Linked DNA regions of Homo sapiens: region 1 is linked to region 2. A link is an interaction called in ENCODE POLR2A ChIA-PET data of the cell type or tissue named here. Cell type or tissue: MCF 10A. All regions are shown on one strand. Each heading gives the region's core, and the rest is flanking DNA. Links, peaks and the distances in the headings are about the cores only.

What was found. Peaks named below come from ENCODE experiments on the same cell type or tissue, not always from the same donor. Only the 100,000 strongest peaks of a DNase experiment are listed, where the experiment ranks them.
Region 1: POLR2A ChIA-PET joins it to region 2 with 5 read pairs; 2 of 35 experiments call an interaction of 5 or more read pairs at or near these places.

Annotation. Positions count from the first base shown.
Region 1 is chr1:201,053,793-201,062,118 of GRCh38, forward strand. It overlaps CACNA1S (calcium voltage-gated channel subunit alpha1 S), which reads right to left. Exons shown (of 44, transcript NM_000069.3): 24 at 8,152-8,298; 25 at 7,475-7,676; 26 at 6,866-7,024; 27 at 5,397-5,507; 28 at 4,616-4,699; 29 at 713-769. Among named protein-coding and RNA genes, the nearest start is that of KIF21B, 34 kb to the left of the region's middle. RefSeq lists enhancers at 1-182, 3,696-3,815, 5,145-5,898 and a silencer at 5,310-5,516. In MCF 10A, for the core only: no CTCF peak of the experiment used is centred there; no DNase peak of the experiment used is centred there.
Region 2 is chr1:200,909,571-200,921,080 of GRCh38, forward strand. INAVA (innate immunity activator) reads left to right here. Exons shown (of 10, transcript NM_001142569.3): 9 at 1,883-2,567; 10 at 3,967-6,172. The coding sequence ends at 4,059. Among named protein-coding and RNA genes, the nearest start is that of INAVA, 20 kb to the left of the region's middle. In MCF 10A, for the core only: a CTCF peak has its summit at 6,802 (motif pointing left); a DNase peak (open chromatin) is centred at 3,651.

The DNA.
Region 1 (8,326 bases), core at 327-8,326, 140 kb after region 2:
AAGAGGACGTGGGGCACCAGGCAGCGTGGTGAAGCCCACACTTGGGAGCAGTGGCAGGGATTTGCCCTGGGGTGTGGCTGCACCCAGGCCCACTGCCTGCCCTCTGGGACCTGCTGCACATCTCACAATCTCCTCAAGCTGCCACTGAGTCGAGGACCCTGGTGGCCCTCCTAGGGCTCCTCCCCTGGCGTCCTCCCAGTGCAAAGATTTCCCAAAGCTTGGCTGCTCTATTGCCACAAACTCAATGTGGCTACTCCCCATCACTCCCACCCTGCACACGGCTGTTCTAAGCCAGGCAAGCCTCTAATCTTGTGCCAGCCTTAGATACACGAAATACTCTGGAAGGGGAGAGCTGCCCCTGCTCTGCTTCCTGTGTCCTCAAAGGCCTTGTGCCCAATGAACTGTCACTAAGGTCCTTTGCCAGCGATCACAGTTCTCTCTGGACTGTGTTTCCATCTGCATAGAGGGTGCCAGAGAGAACCCGCACTCCATCTCCCAGGGCTCTGAGGAAGCCGCTATATCCATGCACACTTGACTGCAGAGCCTCTGCCCCCACCCGAGCCTAGCCTGGGTCCTCAGCAGGGCCTGCCCTGGGGAGGGAGCCCTGAGTGCTGATCCACCCCATGCAATCCACGCAGCCAGGCCCATGCATGCAAGTGGCAGGGCAGGAGCTGGTGAGCGTGCCAGGCAGGCTCGTGCAGCCTGAAATTACAACGTTCCCGCAGCCTCCACCCAGGCAATACAGTCCCCCGCTGGAGGCCAGGAAAGTCTGTGGAGAAAAGAGACGAAGGGAGGGGAAGGAGAGGAGAGAGAGGAGGAGGGACATGTGGGAGGGAGGTGAAGAGACGTGTCAGAAAGGACAGACACACAGAAGAGTTAAAGAGAAAAAGAGGCAGGGGCTAAAGACCCCACATGGCTGCCAATCAGGGGCGGGGTGGGTGGGAGTGAGGACTGAAGCTCTGTGGGAACTGTGAGGCAAGAGGTGGGGGACAAGGAAATAAGAAGGGGAGGGAAGGCTGGACACAGACAGATCCCTTCTCATTTTGGAGATGCAGCTACGGGTGGCAAGGGTTTGGGTTTTTCTTATGTGTTTGGGTTATGTGATGCTGGGGACGTCCCTAATGAAGGCGCATTGGAAGATGCCTGCTCATTGTAAATGGATTCACATCCATAGTGCCCTGAGGCCAGGGTCCGGGCCCCTGTGGAAGTCCCATCTCCCAGGGGCACAGCTCCTCTGGGGGAGTCTGAAATCCCCACAGCAGATGTTTCTCTGTCCAGGACTGGACCTGGGACCAAGGCTTCTATCTCAGTATTCGGGCTCTTGAAGAGCAGGTGGGTAGGTGTGTGGGAGCAATTTCTTCCTGTTTACTCCCTTGGGCCACACTTCATGAGAAGCCCTTGTTCTGCAGCCCTGGGTCAAAAGAAGTCATTGTTTTATCTTCCAATTATCCACAGGTAGACTGATCCCTGGCATACTGGTCTTCTCATTAAACAACAGATTTTCCCTGGGGCAGATTTTCCCTGGACCACTGGTTCTCCACCCTGGCTGTATGTCAGAATCACCTGAAGAACTCGAAAAACACATATACCTTTGCTGGGTCTGCACTTAGGTCAATTAAGTCAGCTTCTAGGGGATGGGGCCTGGCTTCAGAAGTTTAAATGCACCCCAGGTGATTCTCATATGCAAGCAAGGATGACGACCAGTGTTCTATACCTGTGCTATCCAATATGGTAGCCATTAGCCACATGTGACTATTTGAATTACAATGAAAATTGAATAAAACCAGAAATTTGGTTCCTCAGTTCCTCTAGCCACCTTTCCAGTGACAAGTAGACATGTGTGGCTAGTGGCTACTCTATTGGACAGGGCAGACCATTTCTGTCCTTGCAGAAAGTTCTAACCAATGTGCTCCCCTAGTCCTTTCCCTGGTTTGTACATCAGGTATGTAAATCAATCTTCACGTGACTTTAAGCAAACACTACTGGTAAGGGACATCTGCTAAAAATCAAATAAAAACCAGTGACACCCTCCTGGCCTCCACCACCAAAGACACTGTTTTGATATATCCAGGCTTCCGCTACACAGACCTCAGATTTTAAGAAGTAACTATTTTTAGTTTGGGCTGTTTATTTTGGCTGTTTAGATTTCTCTGTTCTGGCTGTGCTGGTGAGAAGTGCTGCTGTCAAACCATGGAGGCTTTTGGGATACTATTTCCCAGCAAAAACTGAGTGTGGATGGAAATACACAACACACACACACAGACAGACAGACAGACAGACACACACACACACACACACACACACACACACACACTGGTTTTGCTCAGAGCCCACCCTGCCCCTCGCTAGCTCAGCGCCCCCAGGGGATCTGAGCAGATGGGGTTGTCTGTCACCGTCTGTTCTGTGCATGGAGGGTGAACAGGGTTCCCACCCTGGCCCTCCCCTAGCACATCAGACAGACGATGTGACAGCCAAGTCCCTACTCCCTGCCAGAGCTCAGCCTCAGCTGAGGGCTCCTTCCTCAGAGACTCCAGACTTTTCCTCAGCCATTCCTCTCACCCACACCCCACCTCAGGCATCCCCAGTGCTGATCCTTCCACCCCTATACCCAACTCACCCTAAGGTTCACCCCACAGGCTGGCACAGCCTAAGGGCTTTCTGTTGAGCAGTGGGCAGTTCAGAAGAAAGCCCTATGCATGGGTGAGCCCCTAGCTTTGGGACCAGTCCCCTGCTGGGATCCCTCGTGGTCAGATCAGCCAGCCCTTGGGTGACATCCCACCATGGCTCAGAAAGAAGAATGCTCATCTTTCTCTCTTTTCCACTGTGTCCCTCCCAGGATGCCACTTGGGCAACTGTTTTTTGATTTTGGCCTCTGACTCTCGGATCTTCTCCACCCTCCTTCGTTGCAGCAACCTTCAGCTACAGACCCCTGGCAAGGCAGCCTCTGGAGGGATCGGCTTCTAAGGTCTTGAATGTGGACCTCTCTGGCTGGAACTGCCTCCCTGCTCCTTTCATCCCCTTCATAAGGCAGGTCCTGCTGCTGTTTCTCATTCCACCTCCAAACCCTCATCCCCTTGGTCCAGATTCTGGGAGCCTTCCTGTCAGCTCAACCTTCAAAATAGATCCAGACACTGATCCCTTCTCACAGCCTCCACAGCCAGCCCCGGCCCCCATCGCCTCTCACCTGGATCACTGCGGGAACCCCCTGACTGCTCTCGCTGGGTCAGCCCTCTTGTCCCCTACAGTTTAGTTTGTTCGCAACACAGCAGCCACAGTGATTGTTTTAGAACTAAAGTCTGTTCACACTTAAACCCTCCAAAGGGTTCTCATCTCCCTCAGAATAAAATCCAAGATCATAACCATGGCCTTCAAGGGCCTAGATGATCTGGCCCCTGCCTTCTCTCTCTTACCTCATCTCCACCACTCTCTCCTCCAGCTACAAGGGCCTCCTGCTCTTCCTCAAACTCAGCAAGCACCATCCTGCTGCAGGGCCTTTGCACTGCTGTCGTGTTCTGCCAACACTCTGGCCCCCGTTCTGGCATGGCTCATGCCCTTGCTTTCTTCAGGCCTCTGCTCCAGTGTCATATGGACACCACCCTCCCATTCTCTTCCACTCTAAGCCTCTAACTCCCTTTATGTTTCTGTATAATACTATGTACTTGTCATACCTGTCATATTAGAGATTGATTTATTTATTGCCAGTTTGTTCCACAATTTTGTTCACTGCTGTATCTCAGGCAGCAAGAATCATGCCTGGCACATGGGAGGTACTCAGTACATATTTGAGAAATAAATGAGTGAGTCTTCTAACTGGGTCTCTTAATTTTAGTCATCCTCACTTCCTGTTGCTCATCTCCAGGTTAGCTTTTTAGAAGCAGGGCTCTAAGGGCTCAGCGCGGTGGCTCACACCTGTAATCCCAGCACTTTGGGAGGCTGAGGCAGGTGGATCACTTGAGCCCAGGACTTGGAGACCAGCCTGGGCAACACGAGGAGACTCCATCTCTATATTTCAAAAACATATTTTTTAAAAAAGAAGTAGGACTCTAATCCTCCCACTGCCCTGTTTAAAAACCTTTAGTGACTTCCCACTGCCTGCTCCATAAAGCTGAAGCCCACTCTCACCGCTTAGCTCTCCAGCCTTGCCCTCTCTGTTCTCTTCTCTGCATGTTCTTATGCTTCCAATAAACTGGACCACTCAGCATGCCCTGAACCTTCTTTGCATTTCCTGCGCTGTGCCTCTCCTACAGTAGCCCTGCCTGAGGTGCTTGCTCTCCTCTCCAGCTCCAGTCACCACCTCCCTTTCCTTCAGGCAGATGGCACCACCTCCATGAAGCCTTCTCTGACCACCCCACCCAGAGACGACTTTCCTTTCCGTTACAGCTCTTGCCTTTGATAGTGTAGTAGGTACACCCATTGTGTCCCCCTGGTATCTGAGTTACCTCTCTGCCCAGCAGGATGATAGTTCCTTGAGGGCAGAAGCCGTGACTTGTCATTCCATCTTTTTAACCCCTGGGGTTCCATGTTGTACACACAGTGGGCACCCCACAAATATCTGTGGATTGAACACATGCTCTTGGGCCCACCCTAGTGATGGCTCTGCCTGCCTGATACTCACGTCGATCTCACTGAGGATGACATCAATGATGCTGCCAATGACAATCAGGAAGTCAAACACATTCCAGGGGTCTCCAAAGTAGCCCTGGGAAGGAAAAGGATGGGAAAGCGAGGGGGTGAGCTTTGGGAGGAAGGAGCTCTGGCTGCTGGCAGAGGACAGTGTCCCACCCGAGCTAATGCGGAGCTGCGGGTTAGGCCAAGGTGGGGTGCCCATGACTCCACCTCCCACTGGTGCTCCAGTGGGCTCCCCCAACTCCAACACTCCTCTCCCCTTTGCTCTTTAGTTCCCTTCCTCCAGAGCAGAAAGTAGTGGTGGGGGGGAGGGGAGAATTGTTGGGAACTCAGGATTTGGGGTCCTGGTCCAGATAGAGATCTCTTTCATCCCCTGAACCCCACTGAACATCCTATCTGGGGCTTGACAGTGCGGAACTGACAGGGCTGTGCTGGGAACCATGGCAATGGACTTGAGAACGAAAGAGACAAGGCAAGATTTTCCCCCAGCCCTGGGACTGTTCTTCAGAAACTTCAGAGCAGGCGAGAATGTAAGAGAAGCTCCAAGGAAGAGGCGCCCAGAGTCTTTCTGTCATTGTCAATTCTGGCTGCATGAAGATCTGCCTGCCCTGTGTCTGAAGGTGGAAGTGGGCAAAGGGGTGAGCAAGTTGGGAGCAGAAGTGCTGGGCAAAGGAGCCCTGATAGGATGAGGGATGGGGGTGGATGTTCCACTGGAAGGTCCCACCCACCAGCCCCAGCTTCTCATCTGGCCCGGTGGCCCCCACACTCACCCTGGCCTTGAAGGCCATGAGCTTGAGGATCATCTCCAGGGTGAAGATGATAGTGAAGGCCACATTGAGGATGTCTGAGATGTGGTTCATCTGCTCCGACTGGTTGTAGTGCTGTGGAGGGGACACAGGAGCAGTGGGTCAGGGGGGCCGGGTTTGCCCACCCTGTAGATTGCATTCCCAGAGCCCCTGCCTCTTCCTGGGAAGCCCCCAACCCTTTCTTGGGCCCCCTGCTCACTTTGTTTTAGCTCAGAAAACTAGAAGCTGCTTTAGCAATCCCCTGAGTTCCGCCAAATTTTATGAACACCCTCCCCCTACCCCACCACCACAAAAGAGATAACACAGAAGGGGAGGGGCTCCAATTCCAAGTCCTGCTGAGTGCGTTCATTTACATGCAGGGCTGCAAGGCCAAAGCTCATTTACATATCTGCTTTGGGAGGACCAGGATGGCAGGTCGTCCAGGCAGGGCTCTGTAACAGGTTCTGTTTAGTCATTTGGGTACAGGACTGGGAAAGAAGACCCCTGGATTCCATAGTCCATGTTATCACTGGCTACTAGTGGGAAACTGAGAGCTCACCAAGCTTACTGTGTCTGCACACCACCCCCAGTGATTATGAGGCATGATGGTGAGGCCCCTGTCACCTACCACTATGACCCTCCTTAAATCTACTTCCTTGTAAGTTTTCCCAGGGATCTCTTACCCTTTTATTAGAAAGTGGATGAAATTCTACCTCTTCCACAAAACCTTCCAGGTAGTTTGGGAGGATCTGATGGCTGCCTCCACCCTGCCCTGCCTTGGCAGGACTGCCCAATTCTGCTGCCTGACTCAGCCCCAAACACAAGCCAGTGCTGATGATCCTCTGCGACCTGGGCCTCCTGGCTCAGTGATTGTCTTTCCATATCACCATGACCTAGCAGTGTGTGTTCTTATCATTGGGTGTGTCTTGGGCTTCTAGGAGCAGGGAGCCTAGTTACACCATCCTATTTATACAGGGCTTAAGGAATCAGATGCTTAATCGAGGCTTGATAACGATGCTGCTAATTATGATATTGTCTATAAAGGGTGCTCAACTCCCAAGAGAGACATCTGTTTTGCAAATACTAAACCCATTTTTCTTGGGACCAGAGCCAAGATTCCAGCCAACTCAACCATCCAGATTTGCAACAGCAGAAGAAAAACAGAGAAAGCACTTTCTACTTCCCACACTTTCTCCTCCTTCTGTGGTAGCTATCTCCTGTTTGCAGAATTACCGTACTATTTTTATGCTTGAATTACCTCCTTAATAAACCATAAGTGCCTGGTGACAAGGCCTGTGCGCAGTTCACTTCTGTATTCCATGTAGCACCTCAGCACACAGTGCACAAGAAATGTCTACTGGGGGGAATCCTGGCTATCCTGCCCTACTCATCCTGCCCTACCCAAGGCCCAGGTCCCAGTCTGATCAGACATTTTTCTCCTGGGGAGCCCTTACCTGCATGCCGAGGCAGATGGTGTTGAGCATGATGAGGGCAAACATCAGGTATTCAAAGTAGGAGGAGGTGACAATGTACCACACCTGGTACTGGTATGGGTTTTTGGGAATGTAGCACCTCAGTGGGCGGGCCTTCAGGGCATACTGTACACATTGGCGCTGTGACACATACAACAGGACAGGTCAGCACCAAGAGGCCCCTCCCTCCCTCTCCACACCCACATCCATGGGATTGACGGGCAAGTCAGGAGCAGCTGTGGCCAGGGGCTGTGGCTGAGGACTGTGAACTGTTTAGGGGAATAATCCTGTTGGGCTTTGGGTTCCCCTTGAGTTATCACAGCCCATTCCCATGGGTGCTATAGACTAGACTGTGGGTCTGAAGGGCTTCCTTTCTCTGGGCATCATGAGGTTCCACAAGAAGACCCACTCTACCAACTTGTATTGCTTCAGTTTGGAGATAGGGTAGGGTGCATGGAGGCTAGGGCTTGGCATCAAATGCAGGTTCTGGGGTCACCCTTAGGCCTCTCTTCCCTGGCTGAACCTAGGGCTTGGGCCAGCAGGAGGCCTGCTGGAGCTCTGCCCTCCACCTCTGGCAGGCAGCCCAGGCACCTGGTTCTTGTCCAGCTCACAGTTCTTGTACTCAGTCTCTCCCTGCTCCTGGAAGGTGACAATGACGAAGCCCACAAAGATGTTCATCATGAAGAAGGCAATGAGGATGATGTAGATGATGAAGAAGATGGCCATCTCCACACGGTTGTTGTAGATGGGACCCACGTCCTCCGCATTGGAGTCTATGGCCTTGTACAGCAGCCTGGGGGTGGGCAGAGAAGAGAGGACAGACTGGGTGGGGTGACAAGGCAGAGAGTCAGGCTGGGAAGGATGGGCTTTATCCCACTGGCTGTGGAGAGCCAAGAGAGCCTTCTCAACAATCAAGTTACGGGACAGGAGTTAGGTCGGCGCCAGGAAAGACCAGACCCAATCCTGGAATGGCCCTGCCTTTCAAGAGGTTGCCCCATCTATCCCTAATCAATCAGTATTAACAATCTGCCCTGTGGGCAGAGAGGCATACACCTATGGGGGACTGCGTGCATTTTGTCAGAGACCCCTGGTCAGGCCTACTTTGGAGTGACCAGTCAACATACCATCAAACCATCAGAGAGTTGGTGGGTTTGTTGGACGCCTGCCACAGGTAGCAGTAGCACCGTGGGGGCTGCAGAAGGGCAGGCTGGCTGCCTGGTCCTACCTGACCATGTCCATGAGGGACCTAGGCCCCAGCCATCACTCACTGAGGCCATCCCTCGAAGGTGGAGACCGTGAAGAGGGACATCATGGCTGAGAGCACATTGTCGAAGTGGAAGTCGCTGTGTACCCACTCGCGGTGACGCAGCTCTATCTGCATGGGGTCCCCGTCCTTGTACACGTAGTAGTAGCCCCTGTGGCAGGGAGGCCCAGTCACTCCAC
Region 2 (11,510 bases), core at 50-8,049:
TAAGCCAAAGGCCATCCATGAAGCAAGTGGTTTTCTTCCAAAGACTCTAGTTTTGTCTTTTTGCATAACTTGATTCAAATTTTCTACCCTTGCCATGTTTCCTTGTGCTGGTAGATTATTATTGGTCACTGACAATAGGCAACTCACTTTTTCAATTGATGCACAGTTGATTCTCATTATCTGTGGTAGTTATGTTCTATAAAGTAAAATTGACGCAAATCCTGAATTAGCAAATACTGAACCCTTGCCCCTGGGGAAATATAGGGTTAGGTTCCCGTGAGCCTTTGGTCACGACATTTTGCATCAACTGATTAATATATAACCTTATGTTATGTGAGTTTCTGCTTAAGGACACCTTACTTAATATGGGTTGTTGATTCATTAACTCATGGCCAACAGCACTGTAACTCATACCCAGATGAAGCTTACCTAGCACACATATTTTCTCCACAAGGCACACCACAGCCTTTTCCCAGTATGCCTTAGGGAGGAACAGTAGACAGCACTTTGGCACTGTATTTGGGGGCATTTTAAACAGCAGAATCACTAATCAAAGCAAAAACACACACAGTACATAAATATGCCACAAAAAGGACACTGTGCACTTACAGCATGAGAACTGAAACATGAGGGCAGAACATGGCCTCGTTTAACCTCAGAACTTAAAGAGACTCAAATTTGTCACTTTTCTGCAGTGTCCAAGAATGACCATGAAAGCACTGTGTATATTGCTTTGGGGATTAAAAATAAAGTTTAGCAACTAGGAAAATTACAAATACTGAATCTGCAAATAATGAGAATTGACTGTATGTTACTTTCTAAGTCATCTGCTACTTGGTAATAGTTTAAATGGCTAAGCGTTGACAGGCAGTATTGGCCATACCATATGGGGACTGGGGCACCATGAAAGCACTGCTGAATTCTCCATCAGCTTAAATTGGCTGGTCAGGCAGCACTGAACTGGGGGCAGCTTGGGACAACTGCTCTCAAGTAAAGCAATGGATTTTGTTTAATTTTTAAATTTTTTTTGAGGCAGAGTCTTGCTCTGTCATCCAGCCTAGAGTATAGTGGCGCAATCTTTGCTCACTGCAACCTCCGCCTCTCAGGTTCAAGCGATTCTCCTGCCTCAGCCTCCTGAGTAGCTAGGATTACAGGCGTCCGCCACCACACAGCAATAGATTTTATATTTTACATGCTACGAGGGCCATTTTACAAACCATGCCTTTGTGCAAATTAGGAAAAGGCAGACACAGCCCCATACCTGGGTGCATTAGTAGAGTGAAGTGAAGGCTGGATTTCAGCCCCTGCCGGTCTTGGGCTGCAGGTAACTGCTCTGGGTACCACATGACAGCTTTTACACGTTCAAGTAAGGTACCTGGCAGTGCCTACCGAACAGATGCTGTGGATGATCTGCCACTGGACACGGTGTACCTAAGCTGAAAGTACTTAATGTAGTACTTTAAAAAAAGTAGTTAATGTAGTACTTTAAAAAAAGTAGTTAATGTAGTACTTTAAAAAAAGTACTTAATGTAGTACTTTAAAAAAGTACTTAATGTAGTACTTTAAAAAAAGTACTTAATGTAGTACTTTAAAAAAAGTACTTAATGTGCTACTTGATGTAGCACACTTTACACGAATCACAAGCTTGTGAATGCAGCAGGAACACTTTTGCACACAGGGAAGGAATGCGTTGGCACCCACGCAGCCCGGCAGAGGGTTTGTTGGTTTGCTTTGGGAGACTTGACCTAAGACCCTTGCACGAGGGCCATGCTTGGGCCTTGAGGTAGAGCAGGACTCACCTGTTTTAACTCCACCTCCCGCCCCAACCCCAGTGTGGAGTTTCTGCCCCCCACACTCAGAATGCCTCTCTTTCCCTCTTCAGGGTGGATTCCTTCCGGGCGGGTCCTGAGGGCCGAGGTCGCAGCGCCTTTCCCCGCCGCCGCCCCACTCACTACACGGTGACAGTGCCAGATTCCTGCTTTCCCGCGACCAAGCCCCCGCTGCCCCACGCCGCCTGCCACTCCTGCTCAGAAGACAGTGGCTCTGACGTCTCCAGCATCTCCCACCCCACTTCGCCGGGCAGCAGCAGCCCCGACATCTCCTTTCTGCAGCCTCTCTCCCCTCCCAAGACCCATCGTCACCGCGGGGCCTGGGTCCCAGCCGGCAGCAGAGAGCTGGTCGCCCACCACCCCAAGCTACTGCTGCCGCCTGGCTATTTCCCGGCGGGGCGGTACGTGGTGGTGGCTGAGAGCCCCCTGCCGCCTGGCGAGTGGGAGCTGCGCCGCGCAGCCCCGGGCCCTGCTTACGAGGAGGAGGGCACTCCCCTGCGCTACCAGCGTCTGGTGCCCTCCCGCAGCCGCATCGTGCGGACGCCCTCCCTGAAGGACAGCCCGGCAGGCCGGGGGCTCAGCAAGGCCGCCGTGTCCGAGGAGCTCAAGTGGTGGCACGAGCGTGCACGCCTCCGGAGCACCCGCCCCCACTCACTGGACCGCCAAGGAGCTTTCCGGGTCAGGAGCCTGCCCCTTGGGAGAGAGGGCTTCGGACGAGCCCTGGGACCCCGGGCACAGGTACGGCTGCTCTGGAGGGACCCCGGGGCCAGGCAGGAGGGCTGTTTTGTTGGGGAGGGGCTGCAATTCTAGTATGTCCAAGGGTACAGAGGCATCAAAGCAGCAACCTAGTGGCCGGGTAATCCCCGTCTAGGAAGAACAGGCCAAAAAATCATTTCCTCTTGGCTTTGGAAGGCACTCTTGGCTTCCCTGGGGCACCTCCTAATTTTGCCTGCCATGTCTAGCTCAAGAGCATATACACTGGTGGAGATGATCCCCGAAGATAGCTGAGACTTTTTCTCTCCCTAAATGATGATGCACAAAGCAGATAAGCCTCTTCATAATCAAAAGTCCAGTCCAAATCAGCCCCTCAGATTTCCATTTGAAGGTCTAGGACAAAGGGAGAGTAGGAAATGAGTTGCAGAAGCCAGAACCTGTGATTTTCTGGGCATCAGCATCCTCCCTGACACCCCTCCTCACCACCAAGCCGAGAAGAAGGGTGGCATCAGAGTTAAGAGCACCCACCCTCAAGCTAGACCACCAGGTTCAAATCCCAGTTCTGCCACTTACGAGCTGTATGATTGGGCAAGTTACTTAACCCCTTTGGACCTAGTGTTTCCTCCCCTGTGAAATGAGAGTAGTAGAGTACCTATCTCATAGGGCTGCCAAGAGGCTGAAATGATTAGAGCAATGCATGGTAAGCGCTAGATATGTGATATTATTATCATCTGGGGCCACAGAGGCCAGGGAGCAGGCTGGAGGGTAGTATATAGGATAGAGCACCCTGACACTGGGTAGGGTGGCAGCCTTGGTTTCCTTGGCCCCTATTTCTTCATTCTGGAAGTGGGGAGCCACACACAGGAATCCTTTCTTTATTCTTTCTCCCTGGTACGGAGGGCTCTGCAGGTGATGTGCTCCAGAAGTTACCAACAAGCTGCTTCTTTGAGACCCCAGATTCCCAGCAGACCCAGCTGCGTGTCCCTCCCCCACCCACGGTTCTTTGGACTGCAGCTGGCATCCTGGGCCTGGCAGCACCCTGGCCCCGGTCCGAGGCCGCGCCCTCCAGCTGACGTGCTTTTCCCTTTCTGCGCGCTTGGGCCTGTCCTTGGCTGGATAGACCCAGCCCATCCCAACGTGCCAGACAGGGAGGGTGATGAGAAGTGAGCCCAGGAAAGGTGGGGGAGGAGGAGGTCAGGGCGCCTGTCACACCCCAAAAGAACATGGAGGAAAATGTGTAAAGGGGGTCCCTGAAGAACAGAGAGCATCCTGGGAGGAAGGGGCTGAGTGCCAGGGCCTGCTGCTGCTGCTGCTTCTGCTGGTCAGTGTCCCTAAGGGATAAGGATGGTGTAACTGTGCCTGCTGTCCCCGCTTTTCTGCCTGGTTCATTTACCCACCTGTCCTTTCTTCCTGACCCTGGCAGGTGCCCACAGTTTGTGTGCTGCGGAGATCGCCTGATGGGGCCCCTGTGCAAGTCTTTGTACCTGAAAAAGGAGAGATCATCAGCCAGGTGTAACTCTGCGCCCCACGCTGGAAAAAACTGTTTCATAGAGGGGCTGGGCTGAGACCCCCCCACCCCTGAGTGCCTCTTTCAGCTCCCCCATCCCCATCGCAGGCCGATGACCTGGAGCTGAGACCTTTTATTATTTTTTTTTTACACGACTTTTTTCAGAAGCCCTGACCTAAGGATTTATATATGTGGATTGTCCTCAATACCCCTGTGATATGATTATGTTTTATCCCCCAGAGTTTGGCCTACTGGACTTAAGGCCTTGCCTGTCTGACTGACAGCCTCTATCTCCTTATATAAGACAAGTGGCAGGGGACGAGTGAAGCAGAGTGAGCCACCTTGGGAGTTCTCCAACGCTCTGTGCTCTGGTTCTAAGAAATTCCCTGGGGAACTGCCCCTGGCCCTCCTGTCCCACTATTGCTGGAGGCTGGACATGGTACATACTCATGCACATGACTCTCCCCCATTTCCCAGGTCTCTGGGTACCCCAGCCTGGGCTGGGGGAGAATCTCTTCCCCCTTTTCTAATGTGCTCTGTGATGCACACACCAAGTGGTAGGTCAAAGGTCAGTATATCCCGGTGGTGTATTGTCTTGCTAGACCCTGCTATTTTCCTGACCCCCTAAATCCTCTTTAGGGACCCAGTCACTATACCCTGTCTATGCCCTGTGGGCTCCCAGACCCCTGAGCTTTGAGTCAGTGGCATCACAGTTTGTAGCCTCAGGGGGTCTGGCTGGGGGCTGGTCCATGCTTGTGGTTAGTGGACAGCAGCCACCCTTTGACAGCTACCTCTGGGCATCTCAAGGGCTTGCAGCCCCACTGCTCCTTCTAACATTTTGTTTGTTTTTGAGATGGAGTCTCGCTCTGTCGCCCAGGCTGGAATGCTGTAGCAAGATTTCGGCTCACTGCAACCCCCGTCTCCCGGGTTCAAGCGAATCTCCTGCCTCAGCCTTCCGAGTAGCTGGGATTACAGGCAAGCACCACCATGCCTGCTAATTTTTTATTTTTAGTAGAGATGGGGTTTCATCATGTTGGCCAGGCTGGTCTCGAACTCCTGACCTCAAGTGATCCACCTGCCTTGGCCTTTCAAAGTGCTGGGATTACAGGCATGAGCCACCGCACCTGGCCCTTCTAACGTTTTTTCATCATAGTCCCAAAAACCAATACTTTACAAGTGGTTTTGGAAAGGCACCACTTTTGTGGCATGTTCTGGTTGGGAGAGGGAGTCACAGTTCCTACTCCCCCCACCAGCTATGCTTCTGCTCTGAGAAGGTGGTTATTTATACAAACATGGACATACTCACTCCCAAGGGCTGATGAGATGCTGAATTTTCTTTGGGGGCATTCATTAATTGTCCCAGCTGCAGCGACTGGAGCAAGTCTGGAAGCTGCCTGTGCTAAGACCACCCAGCTGTCCCTGGGTTCTCATCCTAGGGCCTTCTTTGCTTCCAGGTCAGGGGACCTGCTTCAATGAGAAAGCAACTGAATTGAGGCTAGGAGAGGTAGGGAGAGCTGAGTTCTGACTTCACCTGTGCAGAACTCTCTGCCCCCATGTTACCTGGACTGGAACAGACTGTGAATATAGCAGAAGGTTCCAAGAACTCTGGTGTCTGACCTAGAAGAGGCACAGTTCTCTCTACTGGAAAGAAAACGATGTAGCCGATTGCACAAGGGTGCCAAGGGAAGACCCAGGATGGCCCATCAAAGGAACCTGGGGGAGGATGCAGGAGGCTGAAGGGATGCACCTGGCATTTCTCTCACTGTGCTCTTACCGCATCAGCAACCCCCAACTTTTGGGCCTACTCTGCCCCCCATGCGTGAATACCCTGCTTGGATGCTGTGCTTTTCCGGTTTGTCTCTAAGCCCCTTTCTCCAGGGCATGTTGGTTTCCCTGGCCTCTCAGTGTCCTAACTGGAGCCCAGAGTGCCTTGTTCTGAGCCAGGAGACGGCTGAGCACTGGCCCTCCACACCTAAGCGTCCTTTACATTAACTTATTGGTCTTGTATAACACCTGGTGCCATTGCCAAGTGGCTGTGTCCTCAGCTACAGAGCTGGAATTGTGTGGGGTTTAGTGCTAAATACTTCAATAAAGTCTGTTTTTTGTGATTGGCTGAGCTGGGGATGAGGGATTTTTTATTTTTATTTATTTTTATTTTTTGGTGTGTGTGTGTGTGTGTGTGTGTGTGTGTGTGCGCGCGCGCGCGCGCCAGGTTTCCCCGAGCAGAGGCTGAGCCCGGCCCCCTGGGCTGCCCGCCAAGGTGGCCAAGTTGCCCGGCCCCTCCAGCTGGTCTGGCCAGGTCCCTGGGGAGCTGGTGTGATGGGTTGGGTGGTAGAGGGAGGCTCTCAGATTCTCTGCTTCCGGGGCAGGGTGGAAGCCAGCACAACCCCTGTCAAGGCTCCTTACAGCCTCTTCAGCTTGAGGAGCTGGCCTGTGGGAGTCACTTCCCCAAGGACAGGGCACTGGCCAGGCAGAGGGTAGAGATGGGTGGCTCAGCGCCTCCAAGCCATTCCTGGAGCTTTGACTGCCCGGAGCCCAGGCTCATGAGAAACAGCCCCTTCCCCATACCTGGAAGACTGGGACCCCTCCTTGGGGTGGTGAGGAGGCGGGGCTCTCCGCAGGCCCCTCCCCCATCGGCAAGAGTGCCCACAGCCCCTCCGCTGCCTGGGGTCCCACTGAGGCCAGGGGCGGGGAGCGCCACCTTGGACACTTCCGTGCTTGCCCTGCAGGGACCGCTCCAGGGCCCCGGAGCACAGCGCCCCCTGGAGAGGCTGTGCCCGGACCTGAGGCGCCGGCGTGTCAGGTAAAGGGGTCCCCCTTCCCGCCAGTTCCCTCCACAGCCAAGGAAGGGGCGGGGAAGGGCCCCGGCCCTCGCTGCCCAAGGGGCGCCTCCAGCCTTGCCTGGGTGCGGCCCTGGGGGCCGCGGGGATCTGTGGGCCTCAGGGGTCTGGGGCACTCCATTCTTGGGGAAGGTAGGGGAGGGGAGACGGCTCCAGGGTCTCTGGAGAAGTTGTGGGGTATCCTGATCTCAGACCTGAGCGCTTCGACCTATTATTTGTGGGGAATGGGGCGCTGGATTCTGTATTTTAGACGATGGTGAGTTAGGCCCGGGGAAAACAGGGTGAGCAAGTTCCCAGGGGATGACCTGTCCAAGGGGCAGCTCCCAACAACAGGACAGAGACCAGCTAAGAGGGGGGATACAAAAGAGACGGACACAGGGGCAGAGCAAGGCCCTTTAAGGCAGTGAGCGATGGGACGCGCCCGTTTGGGGACCCGAAGTGCAGGGCGGTGAGAGAACCAGGTTGCACAGCAGTTTCTTCCTGGTCCACCAGCAGGCTTCCCTGGGCCATGTCTGGGAGGGGCAGACATGTGGGGGCTCTTAGCTCCCCTACCATAGGGCAGAAGTAAGGTTATGAATTAGGGGGTGGGGACAGAAGCCTCTGGGAAGAGGGGACCTCGGGATTTTAGCAGCAAGACTCCCAGAGGCAATTTGGCCTGGAGGCAGAGGGATGGCCACTGTGACCTAGGAGCCCACCTGTGAGTCTGAGATTCTCTATGCTGGAAGATCCCAGAATGGAAGACTACTAGGCAAATCAGGAGGGACCAGGGCCCTTCAGAGGGTCCCGAATCTTCCCATGGGGAAGAAATGGGAAGCTGACCCTGGAACCCGGCACTGGCCCTACTCAACCAATTCCTTTTGTGGTAAATGGGCAGGGTCTGCCTCCTGCAGCTTCCCCCTGGAGTGAGTGCAGAGGCTGTATCCCTAGGAAGGAGTATCTTACACCAGGCCTGCCCACTGTTCTCATCGCAAGCTGCAGGCTGCTGCCCCAAGTGTACAGATGAATCCGAGTTCTAACAAGCGAAAACCAAACAGAGTAACCTTTGAACCATCGACATTACAAATCTCTTGGAAGTCCAGCTTACCGGGTGAGCAGTTGGTTCTGTCTCTCAATTAACTGTGGGTGCTCAGAAGTGGTGGTGATTGCACAAGCCCTCGCTTGAGGTGTACCTAATGGGCACACATCTGCCCACTTCTGGCTACCCCTGTCACAGCTCTAGTCTCTGCATGCCTGTGCTTTTTCAGGCCTGCCTCCCTGAGAAGCCTGGAGCTGAGCCAGGAACAAGACATTGCCTGAGACTTTCAGTGACACCTCCTCTAGCTGACAGCTGTTCAGGAGAGCCAGAACGCTCTCTCTCTCTCTCTCTCTCTCTCTCTCTCTCTCTCTCTATATATATATATATATATATATATATATATAATTTTTTTTTCTTTTGAGACATGGTCGCATTCTGTCACCCAGGCTAGAACGCAGTGGCACCATCATACCTCTCTGCAGAGGTATGACCTGGGCTCAAGCAGTCCTCCCACCTCAGCCTCCCAAGTAGCTGGGAGTACAGGTGCGTGCCACCATGTCCAGCTAATTTTTGGTTATTTGTAGAGATGAGGTCTCACTATGTTGCCCAGGCTGTTCTCGAACTCCTGGGCTTAAGTGATTCTCCTACTTTGGCCTACCAAAGTGCTAGGATTACAGGCATGAGCCACTGCACCCAGGCAGAGAAATCTTTAGATAACATCTACATGCCAACAATTCCCAAATTGGTATCTGCAGTCCAGATCTGCAGTTCTGGAATTCCAGGCTCTTACATCCGACTGCCTATTGATATCTCCACTTTGATGCCTAGTAGACATCTCAAAATTAATATATTCCAAACTGAACTCTTAACTTTATTCCCAACTGCAAATTTGTTCTGTTCCCCACATCAGTTAATGGGAACTCAATCTTTCCAGTGTCTCAAGGCCAAAATTCTTGACTTCTCTCTCTCATACTCACATCTAGCCATCAACTATTCCTATTGGTTCTACCCTCAACATGGATACAGAATCTGATCATTTGCATCTAACCACCTCCCTTGGTGTGAACCACCGTCTCACCTCTGTATTATTGTCATAACCTCCCAGTTGGTCTCTTGCTTCTGCCCACACCCCATGCCATTCTCCACCTCTACTCCTGATCTATTCTCAGCTGAACAGCCAGAGTGCTGTTGTTAATCAAAGTCAGACCACTTTTATTCAAAACCTGCCCAGGGCTCCTGTCCCCAGAGCCAATTGTCTTTACAATAAGCTACGAGTCCCTCATGATCTGCCCCATTACTGCTTTACCTTCACCTCCCACCACTCTTCCCTGCTCCTCCCATTCCAGACACCCAGGCTTCCTTGCTGTTCCTTGAGCTTTCCAGGCACGATCCTGCCTCTGGGCCTTCACACTTGCTGTTGCCTTGGCTTAGAATGCTTTCTTACCAGATATATAAATGGCTTGCCATTCACGTTCTTCAAGCCCACTTAAATTCAATGAGATTTTCTTTGACCTCTGTGTATATACAAACCCAAATGGGCAAATACAAAATAAAAATTCTTTTAGAAGGGTAGTTCCTATGAAGGAACTCCCTGGTGTGTAAGAAGCTCTGTGACAGCAAAGATTATTGTCTCTTTTGTTCCCTGATGTGTCTAGGAGAGTCCTTTTACATAGTAGGTGCTCAATAAATGTATGCTAAAGAATGCACTCATTGATTTCCTACTATATGCCAGGAAGCATTCTAATTTTTTTTCACATATTAATTTATTTAAATCCACAACAATAATAGATACTGTGATGATCATCCCCAGGTTAAGATGTCAGAACTGAAGCTTGGGGGATTTTAGTTTGCTCAAGGTCACTTCTTACATGTATTAAGACTCATTGTTCATTTAATCCTCAAATAATAACAGATAGTATCATCTTCCCTGTCATACAGATGGGGAAGGTAAAGTTGACAGAGTTTAATTTGCTGGAGATCACAGAGCTGATGAAGCAGAGGAGCTGAACTTGGAACTCATGCAGTTTGGTGCCAGGGTCATTGTGTGCAGCTCCCGTGCTTTGGGTCCAAGTCCTATTCTGAGAGGCTTTTCTTGCAGGGCAGTGTGAGAGGGCAGCAGCAACTTGAACTCAGGCCTGTGTCCCATGCTGCTTTGGAGCCCAGTGGTGTCACCAGCTCCTTCCTCTTGCTTTACCTTCTCCCGACTTCACTTGGGGCAAACAGGCTGTATTCCTGGCCTCAACCCTCAGGCTCAGAGAGGCATGCCCTGAAGGCTGTGCCAGTCTAGTTGGCAAAGAAGCCTCCCAGGCTGACTTGGGGTTTCAAGTCCATTCGCAATCAAAACTTTCAAAGTCAGTCTAGGACAGCCCTAGAAATTTGTGGCCACTGGGAGTGACTTAAAGGTCTCCTCCCAATTGTTTTTCCATCCCGGGCCATTGGGCCATACCTGATGCAGAAAGTCTTTTTTTTCTTTTCTTTCTTTCTTTCTTTTTTTTTTGGAGATGGAGTCTCACTCTGTTGCCCAGGCTGGAGTGCAGTAGTGCGATCTTGGCTCACTGCAACCTCTGCTTCCTGGGTTCAAGCGATTCTCCTGTTCTCCTGCCTCAGCCTCCTGAGTAGCTAGGACTACAGGTGCATGCCACCACACTCGGCTAATTTTTTATTTTTAGTAGAGATGGGGTTTAACCATGTTGGCCAGGCTGGTCTCGAACTCCTGACCTTGGGTGATCCACCCACCTCGGCCTCCCAAAGTGCTGGGATTACAGGCATGAGCCACTGCACCCGGCTGAAAATCTCTTATCTAATCCCCACATGATGGCCTTTCCACTTTGGCTTCCATTGGCCTAGAGAAGCTGGTTCTGGGGACCCTGGTAGCTTCTGGGCCTTCTTGGTGGGCAGGAAGGGAGGGGGAGGATGACTCTGGCTTCCTGTTCCATCTGGTGGAATCAGCTAAACTCCCCCAACTACATCCCTTTTCAGGATTGCGCCAATCAGAAAGAGAAGCCTATGAGTTCATAGTGGACTTTCTAGAAGAAGAACATATGGTAAGAAAGTTCTCTGGACCTTTGTGTGAACTGAGGCGGAAAGTAGAAAAAAATAAGAGGGCTTATGCCTCCTTGGGTTTTGAGTACCAGCCCTGGCTTGGAAGCCACCAGATACTCAGCCCATTGTTGCCTCGTGACTGGGCAGATCTTTGGTGGCTAGGCCACTGGACAGGGTGTCTAGGGCTTAGATCTTGCAGTTCCCTTCCTGTAGGAAGGATCTTTGTCAGAGATCCTTAGCCCCACTGTCCTCCAGAGCCCTACACAGGTGGCCAGACATTGGTGAGCAGCAGTCCTGGGGACAGGGACATTGCACTGAGAAAATCAAGTGAGCAATCCATCCTTTGGCCTAGTTGATGGGAATCTGGGCTGGGTGTGAGGAGCAGGGGTGGGGTGTAGGTCTCAGGTGCTGCCTGTGGGCAGAGCCTAAGGGCTGAAGCCCAGCTTATGGGCAGCAATCTGTGTATTGTGTCCTAGTCTGAGTTCACCAAGCTGAAGTTCCTGAGAGCTGTGGAAACCTTGAGTAGTGCTGTGCATGGCCAAGCAGACGGCAATATGGACGAT